Regions from separate parts of the Homo sapiens genome. Here region 2 is linked to region 1. Evidence: chromatin loops called from intact Hi-C (ENCODE). Cell type or tissue: GM12878. All regions are shown on one strand.

The links. A loop is a pair of places that touch in the nucleus more often than their neighbours do. Peaks named below come from ENCODE experiments on the same cell type or tissue, not always from the same donor. Only the 100,000 strongest peaks of a DNase experiment are listed, where the experiment ranks them.
Region 2: a loop joins it to region 1, with 2.3 times the contacts of the local background. A loop is called at or near these places in 5 of 110 quality-filtered maps.

What each region holds. Positions count from the first base shown.
Region 1 is chr10:59,105,828-59,108,327 of GRCh38, forward strand. No RefSeq gene overlaps it. Among named protein-coding and RNA genes, the nearest start is that of CCEPR, 69 kb to the right of the region's middle. In GM12878, no CTCF peak of the experiment used is centred here; DNase peaks (open chromatin) are centred at 904 and 1,434.
Region 2 is chr10:59,180,834-59,183,333 of GRCh38, forward strand. All of the region lies in intron 1 of PHYHIPL (phytanoyl-CoA 2-hydroxylase interacting protein like), which reads left to right. Among named protein-coding and RNA genes, the nearest start is that of PHYHIPL, 5.4 kb to the left of the region's middle. In GM12878, a CTCF peak has its summit at 1,036; a DNase peak (open chromatin) is centred at 1,028.

The DNA.
Region 1 (2,500 bases):
TAGGGAACTTTTAAGATTTCCAAATAATTAGCACCTAAGAGAAGCCTATTCAACTTTCCCACCATGTTTATTTCTCTGCCCAGCTTTACAGAAGAACTTGTCTTAAAAGAGGGCATGGGGCAGTGGTCTATTAGAATCACCCAAGGAACATTTTGGGCATACAAATAAATGCCCAGGTTTTATTCATGTTCCACTTAATTAGAATCTTGAGAGATGAGGTTGGACATCAGTATCTTACAAAATAACCTCAGGTGAATGTAATGTGCAGTGAGGTTTGACAAACACCAACATAGAAGGAGATGTTCCACTGAACAAGAATCAACAGGCGGTGAACAAATACTCTGAGCATGACATTTAGCTAAGTACCATAGAGGATACAAAAACAACCACAACTTGTCTTTGTTCTTAAGGAATTTTCAACTTCGTATTGGAGAGACTTCCACCCAGAAAAATATAAATAGCCGAAAGTCTGTAAGGTGTGGGTACCTGAGTGAGTAAAACTAAAAGCTGCAGAAATTTAAAGGGGGAGAAGTCAATGAAGGCTGGAATGCCCAAGGGTTCCATGGCAGAAGAGGGAGGTAACTGAAGATTTAGAAGGATCAGAAGTCAATAAAGGCTGCTTTTACTTTTTCACATCAACTTGGGGACATGTTTTCAGGAGTATAGAGGGCTGCTTTCAGGAGTATAGGAGACACTCATATGCTTGTGGCCTGAATTTTCAAGACTCTACAAAAGCTTTCTGAATGCAATTTGTTGTTTACGTAAAGTTTCAATTCTCAGAACAGCTCTTACAGGTACTGCTATTATTTTCCATTTAAGAAACTGACACTTAGAAAGTTAAGTGATACCTTTAAACATGCTATGTCTGCAAGTGCACACTGGACTTGAGAAAACAAGCAGGCAACCTCTGAGGAACAGACATTCAGGCCAGTTGTCAACATTTCTCAGAAAAGTCAGTGCTCCCTTTTGCCATTTTTTGTCTCTTCCTAGGTCAGTGAGAAAGGATGAACTTCTCCATAAGTATCTGGACAAAGTTCTAATAGCCTAATCCCCAGTCCAGCAGCCTACAACCTCCTTTGCACAAAACATTGAAATCAATTCTTGAATATTTATGTGTTCCTCTTGGTGAGATCCTGGAATCTCATTTCTGCCCATTTTGACACAGTTTCTTCCCTATTGGCCCTAAGAGATTTACACAAAAAAACAAAAAGGCATTTGAATTAATGTGCATTTTGTCTCCTTTCAAGAGTATAATTTTTTTTTTTTTACCCAAGGAGTTTTAGGTATTTAGACTTTCACTTCTGAAAATCACATCTTTGCTACACTTGTCAAAAAAAACTCATTAACTTTCCCCAGTGGAAAAGTTAGAGGCATCACATGTTTATTTGAAGTCAAAGTTTTATTCTAACAGAGGACACTGCATACCATATGCTGGTTGGCTTGAGATCCTTTTTTGAGGGATCTGACTGAACATTGACCCCAATTACTTGCATTTTTGTGCTTCAGTGCTGCTGTTTCAGAACAAAAAGCAATAACTAAACCCTACAGAGAAGGCTTTATAAACTTTCCCAGTGAGTCTACAACTCATTTCTCTTTTTCTCATGGTCACCGAATTGATTTTTCCTTGTTGCTTGTACATGTTGTTCAATTATAGTGAATTGACAAAATCAGATGACAATCAACTGTCAGATAACTCAATGGAACTTGAGGGGAAAACACAAATTTTTAAGCCTTCTCCATTTTCACATCTCGGCCTTTGGCTTTCTTATTAGGAGAGCTCATCACCATTTTTAGGTTGTTCTATTAGGTTGTTTTGATTTTGCCATTTGTGAGAACATATCAGTTGCCACCATTAAGAGTAATATGTAAATTGGTTCAATATTCTATTTTAGGCTACCTCTAAACCATAAATGGAATAATTGTTTTTTTCAGGGATCCTTTGGAATTGATCTTGAAATCAGGCCATTAAAAAAAGAAAAAACCATGGGTCCTAGATAGTGGATCAATGTGACTTTTAGGAATCCATTTAAAATTTAAAATAGGAGGCCTAAATTGACTCTAGGAGGAAAGTCTCAAGAAAAAAGAATGGAAATGAGAAATTATCTGACAGGTTATATTTGTGGACAATTCTATTGAAATGCTGGCAGCTATAGAATGTAGAAAGACGTAGGTGTAAATACAGAGAAAACCAGTTCTTTAAAAAGACGTAATAACTTTAGGAAAAACAAAAAAAAAAATACACATTCAAGAAAGAAAGTAAAATTATAGACCATGACTTAGCCCAGCGGTGAATCATATTGACATAGTTAAATAACATTAAATATAAAGTTATATAGAAACATGGAGATAGATACTAGAAGAAACAGATATTTGAAAGTAGTTGCTTGAAAGAGTAGATTTAATGTTGCTGGGGATATGGGGGCAACTGTTCTTTTTTAGTGTAAGCTACTTAGTACTTTTCAAATACCATACCTGTATGGTTTTGATAAAAATAAAAATT
Region 2 (2,500 bases), 75 kb after region 1:
ACAAATGCTTAATAGCACAGTGATGTTAGATAATCCGTAATGGCATTTTCTGAAGCAGACATCTAAGAGGAGTACCCATAACTGTTAACTTTAATAGTCTTTATTACAAGAATGTAAGGTAGTCATTACTCAGTCTCAGTGACATGCAGTGTAGCATAGTGATAATACCATTTTAGATCAGACCACCCCTGTTAGAATATTGGCTCTTGAAAGCCGTGTAACCTTAAATTACTTAACTTGTTTTAGCCTCAAGCTTTCTTATGTAAAGTGGGTATAATACCAATCCTGTAGGATTGTTTAAATAAGTAAAGCATTACTTTCATAGAATTTACCAGTGTTGATATTAATACAAAATAGACAGTAATAATTATTATTCTGAATGGAATATTGTCCACGTAACTTCTTGAATTGAACCACTGCTTTTTAAAATTTCTTTTTTGCCAGTGTCTAGGTCCTTGTCGTTTTTCTTAATTTCAGTTACATGTTATAGGAAATCACTTCAACTTCATGAGTAATTACTATAATCTGTAAATTCTGAATTTTAAAGAATAGTAAATTTTGAAATCACAATTATAGTACTCTTATCTTTTACTTCTCTTTTACCATCCTATCAGTAATATCTTTATCACCTTAGCCCTAAAAATTGTTTTCAGTTTCTAGTTCAAATCTGTCATTTGCTATTTTTCATGTGGCTTGTAACCTTGATGGTTGCTTTGTTTAGGTATTTGCCTTAGAGCCCTTCTCTGTTCTTAATTTACAATGTTTTTCTTTATTAACTTTTTCCAAGGATAGACATGTACTAGGACACGTAGCATGTAGATTAATTTCTTTGGCCCAAATATGACTATAGAGATATTAGTGAGTATGAAACAAAACAAAAATAAAATAAAAACTAAAAGAAACAAAAAATTTGGAAACCATCAGATTGTATTAAACCAATTCATATTCTTGGTAGGGTTCTAATTCATTCCCAGGGAAGACCAGGAAGTTACTAGAGCAAGTTACATCAAAGGATATGTGACCAGACTCCCTCCAGTGGTAGAATGACTGATGTGTTGTATGTTTAACGCTGGCAACTTACTTTGTTGCCTAGGTAGGCCCGGTCAGAAATTCACTCTCTATAGAATGCTATTTAGACAACATTCAAATTACTTGGTTTTATCTCTACTGATATTTCTTCCTAAATTAGGCCCAATGTTGCTTTTTCCTCTAACTTATGTGAGTATACTTTCCTGATTACTTTTATATTTCATCCTGGGCCTCGATAATAACAGCAGCTATGTCACTCATTGCAGCAAGCATAAATCCTTCTACTTTCTGGTTTTCCTTCTCTGCTTTTCTTTAGTAAATGCATAATATAAGTTTTGCCTTGTAGAATGTGCCTCCTTCTTGGATTTATTTTCCATTTCTGTTATATTGCTGTATGTGAATCTTTTTATCCTTTATTAATTAAATTCTATTTTTACTATAAAACCTATACCTCCTTTTTAAACTTTAAAATATTTCATTATTAGCATTATTATTATTGAGACGGAGTTTCGCTCTTTCACCCAGGCTGGAATGCAGTGGCGCAGTCTTGGCTCACTGCAACCTCCGCCTTCTGGTTTCACGTGACTCTCCTGCCTCAGCCTCCCAAGTAGCTAGGATTACAGGCACCCGCCACCACACCCAGCTAATTTTTGTGTTTTTAGTAGAGATGGGGTTTCACCATGTTGGCCAGGCTGGTCTTGAACTCCCGACCTCGTGATCTGCCCGCCTCGGCCTTCCAAAGTGCTGGGACAGTAGTTAAACCGTCCTTTGAGCAGACTATATTTTATATACATACATTTGAGAGTAAAATCAGTGTTTGGAGACAACTTAAATGTATAGAAGAATAGGACAGTCTGAGCAGAAAAAAATAGGTAGAAAGCTTCAGCATATTCTGTATATGTTAAGGGTAGGGACTGGAAATGGTATATAAGAAACCAAAAAAGAATCATGAGGAATTCATGATGATTGAAATTTCAGGCAACATGGAAAGTGATCAGGAGTAACTTCAGGATTTTAAGTCTGGGAAATCTGAAGAATCATTGACAGGAAAGGAGAAAAAGAGAAATAAAATAATTTTTAAACATCCTGATGACATTAATTTTTTACATCTCAGATTTTAGGAGCTGGTGAATATCCAAATATGTCCTAAGCACTTTTCTAGAGGCATATCTCTCTCATAGATATTGTTTTACCAGGATGATATTATATATACTGCTTTGTCATTATTGTTTCAGTGTGTTTCCCCATGAGATTACCCACTGATATTCTTTTGAGGCTTTTTTTTTTCTTCATTCTCACTCCTCAAAGGCTATACAAGGTCTGATGATAATACTGTGAGAATCAGTACAATATAAAACTAACCACTTAATAGTTTAGAGAGGATTGTGAAATAGTGATTTTTGAGCTATCTCCGTAAAGAGATTGTTGAATCTAAGGAGACATTTTTGAGAGATTAGTATAAAGCAAAAAG